2 separate regions of the Homo sapiens genome follow, and region 2 is linked to region 1. A link is a loop called in an ENCODE intact Hi-C map of the cell type or tissue named here. Cell type or tissue: B cell. All regions are shown on one strand. Links, peaks and the distances in the headings refer to the core of each region. The heading gives the core; the rest is flanking DNA.

The links. A loop is a pair of places that touch in the nucleus more often than their neighbours do. Peaks named below come from ENCODE experiments on the same cell type or tissue, not always from the same donor. Only the 100,000 strongest peaks of a DNase experiment are listed, where the experiment ranks them.
Region 2: a loop joins it to region 1, with 12 times the contacts of the local background. A loop is called at or near these places in 12 of 110 quality-filtered maps.

The regions. Positions count from the first base shown.
Region 1 is chr2:71,275,178-71,280,545 of GRCh38, forward strand. LOC105374797 (a long non-coding RNA gene) reads right to left here and starts at 1,638. Exons shown (of 3, transcript XR_940233.2): 1 at 1,205-1,638; 2 at 998-1,107. RefSeq lists a silencer at 1,222-1,461 and an enhancer at 2,663-2,772. In B cell, for the core only: a CTCF peak has its summit at 2,529; DNase peaks (open chromatin) are centred at 1,374 and 2,594; H3K4me3 peaks cover 2,066 bases; H3K27me3 peaks cover 1,837 bases.
Region 2 is chr2:71,154,594-71,159,961 of GRCh38, forward strand. No RefSeq gene overlaps it. Among named protein-coding and RNA genes, the nearest start is that of MPHOSPH10, 27 kb to the left of the region's middle. RefSeq lists silencers at 2,929-3,068, 2,991-3,152. In B cell, for the core only: a CTCF peak has its summit at 3,047 (motif pointing right); DNase peaks (open chromatin) are centred at 438 and 3,048; H3K27me3 peaks cover 548 bases.

The DNA of each region.
Region 1 (5,368 bases), core at 191-5,190:
TATACCCAAAGGAATATAAGTCATTCTGCTATAAAGACACATGCACACGTATGTTTACTGCAGCATTATTTACAATAGCAAAGACATGGAACCAATCCAAATGCCTATCGATGATAGACCGGATAAAGAAAATGTGGTAACATATACACCATGGAATACTATGCAACCATAAAAAAGAATGAGATCATATCCTTTGCAGGGACATGGATGAAGCTGGAAGTCATCATCCTCAGCAAACTAACACAGGAACAGAAAACCAAGCACTGTATGTTCTCGCTCATAAGTGGGAGTTGAATATTGAGAACACATGGGCACAGGGAGGGGAACAACACACACTGGGATCTGTTGGGGGGGTGGGGGGCAAGGGGAGGGAGAGCATTAGGACAAATACCTAATGCATGCAGGGCTTAAAACCTAGACGATGGGTTGGTAGGTGCAGCAAACCACCATGGCACATGTATATCGATATAACAAACCTGCACGTTCTGCACATGTACTCCTGAACTTAAAAGTTGAAGAAAAAAAGAAAATGAACGTGCATTGTTCTCCATTGCGAATAACGGCCACCAGAATTCCAGGGTAACAAATCTCTTAGTTGTCCTCTGGCCGAAATCTCCTCGTGCCCCACACCCTGCCCCATATCACAACAAGGCTTTTTTTTTTTTTAAGACACCGGGCTGGAGTGAAGTGGTGCGATCATGGCTCATTGCAGCCTCCCGCCTCAGCCTCCTGCCTCAGCCTCCCAAGTTTTTCTCACTTTTTCCCTTGTTCCTTTTTCCGTGTTCCTTAAATCAGAAAATAGTTTCCTGTCACCTGTCTGGACTCCTCCCCGTGTGCCTGCTTTGCCAGGTTTAGGTGAGGTGGACACAGAAATAGCGAAGTTGTCCTCTGGGGTGTGTCCTAATCCAAAACAGGTTCATCCTGGGACCACAGGCAGGCGCCACCCCTACACGTTTTTTGACGTTGGAATGTGCCTTATGTGGGCTCCCCTAATTACCTGTTTTCATATCTGCTCATCCACCGGAATGACTGGGAGATCCTCTAAGTGGAAGCTTTTTCCTATTTCCATGTGTCCCCAAGCACTGTGGCTGGCCCTAAATAGGTGTTCTGTAAACAGCAGGCGAAGAAATTATTAGTCTTAAAAAGGACAGAAAGACTCCCGCAAAAGCAGCAGCGCGTGCCGAACACCTTAGGCCTCACAGACCTTCTATTTGAGGAATGTGCTCCCCCAATCCCAGACCGCTCCTGGTGGGGCGGGCGCGAGCGCAGGACCGCGGAGCCTGCTGCGTTGCTCGGCTGCAGGGGAGGAGCTGGGCCCCGCCCCCGGCTTCCCGCGCTCCGCGTCCATTGGCTGGCCTCGGGGGTGGGCGGGTCCCGCCGCACGGAGTCCTGCGCCTTGAGGCTCAAGCGGCGGCGTGCAAGGCGTGTGAGGCGCGTAGAGAGCCGCGCGCGCCGTCTGCGATGCCCCGGGACGGCGTTCCTGCCGGGAATACCACCCCGGCGGCAGCCCAGGCTGCCGCGCAGAGCCCGGATTCCGCGACTGCCGGGGCACCGCAGGTTTTGGACTCGCTGAAGCGGTGAGCTCTGCCTTTGCCCTATATGCCGCGCTCTCGCCCGTGCTCTGGGGCAGTTGGCAGTGGGTGGGCAGGAAGGGGCGGGCCGGCAGGGCGTCGCACGTTGGCGTCCCCGCGTCGCGGGAATGGGGTTCGGATTCCCCCCGTGAATGTCATTCCCCAGGCTACCGGTCTTTAGCGCTAAGTTGCATGGGCTGGTGTGCCAGTCGGTCAGCGAATAGCGGCAGAACGCCTGGCCGGGCCGGCGTTTTCCGGGACACTCGTTTCGGCCTCGCAGTGGCAGCGCCTCCTGCGAGCCTAGACCGGCTCAGTGGACGCGCCGCGCTGTGCACGCGGGTCTGGGGAGACGGCGGTTCTTGAATGATCCCTCACACTGCAGGGTATCTGGGAGCGGTGGATTGAGGGGGCACAACGTGGCTTCTGTGTCGGTGAAATCGCTTGGACCAGCTCCAGTTCTTTTTAAAGATTACTCTTGTAAAAAAAAAAATACATTGTAGAATTGCATAATATGCTCTATCTCATCCAAAAATAGTTTTTGATGTCAGAGTAGTCATATGAACGCAACATTGACCCCTTTACCCCCCTAAATAATAAATCTTGAGCTTCTTATTGTATGGTAATAGATTTCTTTCATGAGAGAAATTTCTCAGGGAGTTAATCCACTCTCTCTCCCCTACTGCAAGATCCCGCTGCAGTGGTCCTAAAAAAGAAAAAGAAAAAGAAATTTCTCATACTACAGAAGAATAAAGTAGCCACGCTCTGTGTTTTGAATCAATTTTCAAGGATTTTTTTTCCACTTTGCTTAGGCGTTCTTTCACCCACAACTACACCCCCAGGTTCCAGATTTTGGAATGGTGTAAATAACGCCCCCCGGCGCCCATCCACTTAGCGGAAGGAAAGTCAGCCACTAGGCTGCGGGCTCCGGGCTGTCCCCAGCGTGGGAGAGGCTGTCCTGCTGGCCCGGCTGTTTATTGCAGCGATTTGGATGTTCCAAGAGTCACAAGGGACACTGCTCACGTCCCCATCTAGGGGGTCACTTCATAGCAGCATCAGCTCTTTCTTTTCATCCTTCTTGCTTGAGTCTGCCTCCGGTCCTCTGGATGGAGCAGGCTACAACGGACGCTCGGAGTAATGAAGTGAATTGCTCTTTCTTGATACAAATGAATACTAGTGCTGTACTGCCTTCTCCCAATCTTTGTGGCGTTTGTGTGAGCTGCTGAGAGCAGGCAGTGGAGAGAATGATAGACATTTTGCAGAAGCGGAACGCTCTAGTGTTATGTCATCCTTCTTGGCTCTGGTTTCTAGGTCCAAGTTCTGGTGACATTGTTTCAGCTTGCTTTGCCCTTTCCCAGGCCCCTGGGTTAGTTTGAAGGGAAAGGAGTGCCTGTTTCTTACCCCATAAGGACTAGGAAAAGGGATTGCTGGCTTGAGAAAGAGGTGCTGTAAGTTATCCTCTGCGGCCAGAATTCTGAGGATTGGAAGATTATGGATTTTTTAAAAAATGAAGGCATATAGAGGAATGGTAGACTACTGTAATTATTCTTAATAGGATGTTGGGAAATACAAATGCTGACCTATTTTATTCAGTAATTAGGGGAAGCTTAAGTACTTTAAATGCACCCTTTTAAAATTGCCAGTGTTACTGTGAATTGTCTTGTAAAACCAAAAAGCACCCCCAATTTAGCCTTTCTGTAGATCTTTTACATATGCTTAAAGGATTTGGGTCGGGATTCTTAGTGTCTTTGTATTTAATTTTGTGTCTTCGAGGAAGGGGAGCTATGAAATGTAGTACTTCCATACCTTTTGCCTCTGGGGACGTTTTTTGGTGGCAAGGAAAACTTATTTAGTGCTGATTTACGGGAATAGAATGGTTTAAGGAATTTGTTGGAGATTGCTCGTTTAAAAAATGCCTTGGGTTCATTATGATTTGGTAAATTGTACGGTATTGCTATATTTCATCCAAAATAATTTTCCATTTCAGGGTAAACATTTGAATGTACATTGACACTTCTATTTCCTAAATAATAAGTTTTGACCTTTCTTATTTTGTTTTCGGTCATCAGTTTTGAAGGATTATTTTTTCCCAAATTTGCTTAGGTTTGCTTTCATCCACAACCACGTGCCCAGGTTCTAAATTTGGAATGGTGCTAATAGTGTCAAATGTGCAATTCTGGGTAGGTATATGTGGGTGGATGGGATGGCTTATAGGTTGTATTAAAATTTTATTTTTTTTCTCCGTTGAAATGTCAGCCCCACCAGAAACTATTAATATTATGACATTATCTCCTTCAAGAAATGGATGTGATGATAAAATGCTTTAGTAATTTTGAATATTATAATATTATGACCACTAACATTAAATGCTGTGATTTTTAAAAATGGCTTTCAATTAGAAGGTTTTGATAACTTGAGTCTTTCTGTCATCTCTCAGTAATGTGCCATTACTAAAATATTTTTCCCCCCCTCTCTCCAAGGCCTCAACATTTTCCTTACTGCATTCATGTAAGAGCTGTGGTTTTGGTATGAAGGTTAAATCCCCTCACTTCTGACTTACATGTGCAAAAATTTACAGTTTGAGATCTATACCAAGGTTCACTTGGGTAACAGGATTCACAGCTTGAATCAGTAAAGTATCTTGTTTCCCCTGCTTCTGGGCAGGTGGGATCTTTGGAGTATCATTTCTTTATTTTCGTTATTTCCCAAGTTTTTGAAAATATTTTAATTTTGATTAAGATAAAGAAATGACTTAAATTTTTTTAATAAAAATTATTTGGGTAGACGATAATTTCACAGGGTTAAAAATTAAAAAGTTTAAAAAGGTATACAATGTAAAGTCTCTATCTTTTGCCTGTTTCTCGGCTTCTCAATTCTCATTCTGACAAGTTGCATGCTGGGTAATCATTATTATTAGTTTATTACTTCACCTCCCAGGATATTTTATATGTATAAAAGTGAAAACAAGTTTACATTTCCCCTTCTTATATGTATTTGCAGTTTTCTTCCATTGCTTTTTCCACTTGAAAATGTATCTGAGAGATCTTTTCTTACCAATACAGAGAACATCCTCAATGAAAGGTGTTTTTTTTGTTTGTTTGTTTGTTTTTCCCCTGAAAAGTAATTAGCAAAGAAAGAGAATGAAAGAAAAGAGGATGGCCGTGCGGTGGTGGCTAATGCCTGTAATCTCAACACTTTGGGAGGTCTAGGTGGGCGGGTCACCTGAGGTAAGGCGTTCAAGACCAACCTGGCCAACACGGTGAAACCCCGTCTCTACTAAAAATACAAAAATTGGCTGGGCGTGGTAGTGCATGCCTGTAGTCCCAGCTACTCAGCTACTCGGGAGGCTGAGGCAGGAGAATCGTCTGAACCTGAGAGGTGGAGTTTGCAGTGAGCTGAGATCGCGCCAGTGTACTCCAGCCTGGGTGACAGAGTGAGTCTCTGTCTCAAAAAAAAGAGAAAACAGAAAAGATGGACCTTGAAGAGACAAAGAGTTTTCTTTGTGGTTGGGGTATTGGGTACAACACTCTTGCTGTGTGAAAAAGGAATCACTTAGAGTGCTTAAGCATGAGATAAGGGGTTGTAAAACCTTCTAGGCTAAATAATTAAATTATTTTAAAATTTTTACTTTAAAATCAAAGTAATACATGTACATGATTGAACAAATAAAGCAGTTCTTGAAGATTTACCACAAAAATACCAGACACTTGTTAATTTCTTTTTACTCTGTTTCTCTCCTTGAAGGCAAACACTTTGAAGTCCTTTAACTTTTTCTTCTAGTATTTACCTTTGTCTTTCTG
Region 2 (5,368 bases), core at 238-5,237, 120 kb before region 1:
TTTCCCCCAACAAGTAGGCAGCATGTAAGGTCATCTGTTGAGCAGGGTTGAGGGAGATAATAAGGTGGGGCTGTGAGGATGAGGAGAAGCTTATGGTCGTGCTGGAGACTCAGCTGAGCAGCCCCATTGGCTGCCTACCCAGTGGTCATCCCGCTCCCACCCTTATTTCTTCTTTGTAGACAAAACCTTGACTTCATTAAATGTTGGACACCTATGAACTTCATGGACTCTTCTGCAGCCTCCCTGCCATGTAATGGTAAATCTAAGTCAACCCTAGTAATTTCATTCCTCTGGCCAATGATCGCTTGGGGTGTGGCCATGAGCTGCCTCTTCGCCTGAGCCTGAGCCACAGCTACCCTCTGCACCTACCATGCTGACACGCTAGGCCAGGGAGAGCTCCATCTCAATGGAGATGAGCTGTGAGGGCCTCTGCTGGTGGCTGGGCAGATCAGGTAGTTGTAACGGGTTTTGTTCAGAAGGGAAGGTCGTCCATCAGCTTCTCCTCAGCATTGGCCATGCGGCAGTCCCTTGGGAAAACACACAGACCTGCTGGGCCCTTGTGCAACTGACCCCCATGGCAGCTGACAGGCACAAAGGGGAGAGTCGAGATGGCCAGGGACCACAGGTGCCCCAAGGGCTGGCTGAAGCAGTTCATGAAGGTGCTGGCAGGCCTGTCTCTCCTTGGGGACTTCAAGTGACATTCAAGAGAGAGCTCAGCTATCTCCTCCCATGCCATACCTCTTCCTCCTCCTCTTCCCTCGAGCAATAAATGGCATCCCACACTCTAGACATCTGGTACAAAACGGGGTGTCTCTTCCTGATCCCTCCCTTGGTTCATCCAAGTAACCACCAAGTCCTGTCTGTTCCCCCATCTCCACCGCTACAGCCATGTCCCTACCTCCCCAGTCCTGCCGTCCTTCTGGTCTCTCCACCCTCACTCTTCCCCTGTCATCCATGTACAATACAGTGCCAGACTGGTCTTTCTACAGCAAAATGGACTAAGGCCCTTCCCTACCCACAACTCTCGGAGCTGGAGGTGGAGTTAAAACTCACATGTTTTGGCTTGGCATTCAGAGCTCGTTCCCTCTTGGCACTGGCTTATCCAGAGCGCTCATAGTTTGGGTTTGGTGCAGAACTGGGTATGAGGTAGTGCTTTCCCTGAGAAGAAACAGGGCTGAGATGGGGGCATTTTCTGGGTTCAGAGTTAGACCTATGGAGTGCAAGGTTCCTCTGAGACACCAAATGAAGTGGTCCAGCTGGCAGCTGGCTCCTGGTCTGGAGCTTCAAGGAGAGGTCTCAGCTCAGAGCCACATTCAAAACCCAGCTTAAATGCAGCCTTCTGCAGGGAGCCCCTGGAGCTTCCACAGCCTCAGATCTGCCCCCTGCACACCCCAGATCTTTTGCCAAGTGGCGTTCGGGTCTTCATGTCATCTCTCTCCCATGTCTGGGAGTAAAGGTGAGGTGCGGGAAGTTGAGCTTTTGTACTGTGGTGTCTTCAGGGAGACTGTGTTAGGTAGAGGGGAGGCGGCTTGGAAAGAGGGAGACTCAGAGGAGAGTCAAGGACATCTGAGCAGGTGAGCCTGGGAGCAGGAAAAGGGATGAGAGTGAGCAGAGGAAACTACTGGGGCAGGAGAGCAGGTGGAAGGATCAGGGAATGAGGGGGGCTGGAGAGGTGGGGGTGGGGATCCTGGTGAGGGGCTGCCTGCCTCCCGCAAGGGCCAGTTCACCTGGTTGCCCCAAACCCCTCCCTCTGAGGGTGGGGCCAGAGGGCCCAGAGCATTGATCAACCCAATTGAGCAGGCCTGAGGTGGACTTGGGTGGGAGCTGGGCTGGACTCCTGGCCCTGGGGAGCAGCTGCCACCCTGCCTATTCCATCCACTTTCCAACTCGCTGCCTATTGGAGCAGATGCAATATTGGGTGCCTTGTGAAAGATGCTCCTAGTGCACTTGCTGCCTGCTGACCCTCCCCCCAAGACTGCTCCGAGCTCTCCAGAGGGGGGTCCTGTGGAGGCTTGGCCTAGATTCTGAGCCCTGCCTCTCATACCTGGGACCCCTCCCCCAGAGGCAGCTGCTTGAGTACCCTGGAAGCCAGTCTGTAGCCTCAGGCTAGAGCTGGGTCCCTCCCACAGCCTTTCTTTAGCTCATCTATTTGGACTGACTGCTCATTTCATAGAAAGGGGTGTGTCTTGCCCCAGCCCATCTGGCATATATAAGGCAGCTGTGGTGTCAGAATCCGCAGCTCCCATCCCCCAGCTCTGCAATACTAGAGGAGGCTGGATTCCACATCTCTGAAGTCCCACCGGACTGGTGCGATGGGGCTCACGAGTCCAGGGCTGCTCTGCAGGCTGTGGGGCTCACCTCCAGCTCGGAGCCCACCTGGTGTGCTCAAGTTGCTCACCTTTGGGCCTGTCCTGCCTCTCAGGCATTCAGCTGACCCCGAGGGACTCTCCCTCATCTTGACCACCAGTTACGGGCTCTAAGTTAGAGGTTCCCAGAACCTTAGACCATTTGGCCAAACCCTCCATTTCTCAGCTGGGGAAACTGAAACCAAAGAGGAGAAGCAACTTTCTCAAGGACCCCCAGCAAGTCAGAGGCAGAACTGGGTCTAGCAGCCTCCTCCCGACAGAGGGCCTCCCTGACCCCTGAGCCTTTACTGCCTCGTTAACTTCCCTATAAGGAGACTGCTCTGCCGAGGCTGGAAATGGAAATGCTCTCCGTGGCGGTGTGTGCCCGTGACTGCGCCCGTGTTTGTACTTGTGAGTGTGTATGGGGGTGGGGGTGAGGGATGGGAATAAACAGCAGGGATGCTGGGGGCTGGAATGCACTCTGCCTCACTCCAAAAAGGGGCGTGGGGGAGCCCAGCGCAGCACATGATTAGACTTTCCAATCTGCTGAATGCCTGTGAGGCCAGCTGGGCTCAGAAGACAAGGGACAGGCCTTTCTCCACAGATGGCAGGGGTGGCCCAGGACGGGTGAAAGCTTCTGCAGCAGCATTGGGGGTCACACCCCAGTCCATGGGCTGACAGTTAAGCAGAGAAGCCGCCACTAGGGGTCAGTCATGATCCAGCGATTCTGATGAGCGGGGCGGGGTACCACCAGCCTCTATCCAGGGTCTTGTCTTCCAGACCTCCTTGGGAAAAACTACTCCCTGGCAGAAAAGGGCTAATAATTTGAGAGGAAGCTTTCATGCACGTCCTTGTGAAGAGACCACCAAACAGGCTTTGTGTGAGCAACATGGCTGTTTATTTCACCTGGGTGCAGGTGGGCTGAGTCCGAAAAGAGAGTCAGTGAAGGGAGATGGATTATCATTAGTTCTTATAGGTTTTGGGATAGGCAGTGAAGTTAAGAGCAATGTTTTGCGGGCAGGGGTGGATCTCACAAAGTACATTCTCAAGGGTGAGGAGAATTACAGAGAACCTTCTTAAGGGTGGGGGAGATTACAAAGTACATTGATCAGTTAGGGTGGGGCAGGAACAAATCACAATGGTGGAATGTCATCAGTTAAGGCTATTTTTACTTCTTTTGTGGATCTTCAGTTACTTCAGGCCATCTGGTTGTATATGTGCAAGTCACAGGGGATGCGATGGCTTGGCTTGGGCTCAGAGGCCTGACATTCCTGCCTTCTTATATTAATAAGAAAAATAAAACAAAATAGTGTTGAAGTGTTAGGGCGGTGAAAATTTTTGGGGGGTGGTATGGAGAGAGAATGGGTGATGTTTCTCAGGGCTGCTTCAAGCGGGATTAGGGGTGGCGTGGGAGCCTAGAGTGGGAGAGATTAAGCTGAAGGGAGATCTTGTGGTAAGGGGTGATATTGTGGGGATGTTAGAAGAAACATTTGTCATATAGAATTATTGGTGATGGCCTGGATACGGTTTTGGATGAATTCAGAAACTAAATGGAATAAGAGAAGGAGAAAAACAGGTATAAAAGGTCTAAGAATTGGGAGGACCTAGGACATCTGATTAGAGAGTGCCTAAGGAGATTCAGCATAGTCCTGCCAGCAAAGATTATTTATTTACTTCCAGAGTTTAGAGTGGCAGTTTGGGGATAGCACCAGGAGATATCAGCTGTGATGGCTTGGAGAAACAGTGTAAACCAGCAGTGTAAACAAGAGCAGGGCATGTATGAGTAGTTGAGAACGGTGAATAGGAGTATGACTAGAGAGAAGATAGTAGGGATGACAAGTTTTTTGGGGTCACAGTCTAAGTTGGTCTGGTGTCGAATGAGACTGGGGCCTAATAAAAAGGAGCGTCTATACAGGAGCTCAAATGGGCTGCACCTTGTAGCATTCTGAGGACAGGTCTGACTTCTGAGAAGGGAAAGTGGTAAAAGTATTATCCAGTCCTTTTTAAGTTGGTGGCTGAGCTTGGTGAGGTGTGTTTTTAAAAGACCTTTAGTCTGTTCTACTTTTCTTGAAGACTGAGGACCGTAAGGGATATAAAGGTTTCACTGAGTACTAAGAGCCTGAAAAACTGCTTGGCTGATTTGACTAATAAAGGCTGGTCTTTTATCAGACTGTATAGAGGTGGGAAGGCTAAACTGAGGAATTATGTCTGACAGAAGAGAAGAAATGACTGCGGTGGCCTTCTCAGACCCTGTAGGACAGGTCTTTACTTATTCAGTGAAAGTGTCTAGTTAGACTAAGAGGTATTTTAGTTTCCTGATTCAGGGCATGTTGAGTAAAGCTAATTTGCCAGTCCTGGGTGGGGGCAAATCTTCAAGCTTGATGTGTAGGGAAGGGAGGGGGCCTGAATAATCCCTGAGGAGTAGTAGAATAGCAGATGGAACACTGAGAAGTTATTTCCTTGAGGATAGATTTCCACGATGGAAAGGAAATGAGAGGTTCTAAGAGGCGGGCTAGTGGCTTGTACTATAGCATAGCCTGCCTTTGCTGGTGTGTGGCGATTAGGCCTGGTGGAACTGCCATCAATAAATCAAGCGTGATCAGGGTGAGGAACAGAAAAGAAGGAAATATGGGGAAATCGGGTGAATATCAGGTGGATCAGAGAGATACAGTCATGGGGGTCAGGTGTGGTATCAGGAATAATGTGGGAGGCCAGATTGAAGTCCGGGCCAGGAACAATGGTAATTGTGGGACTTAACAAAGAGTGAGTACAGCTGAAGGAGCCAGGGAGCAGAAAGTATATGCATCAGGTATGAGGAAGAAAGTAGATTTCAGAAGTTATGAGAAATGCAGAGAGTGAGTTGAGCACAGTTCGTGATTTTTAGGGCCTCTAAAAGTATTAAAGCAGTGGCAGCCGCTGCACGGAGACATGATGGCTAGGCTAAAACAGTAAGGTCAAGTTGTTTGGACAGAAAGGCTACAGGGTGTGGTCCTGGCTCTTGTGTAAGAATTCTGACCACACTA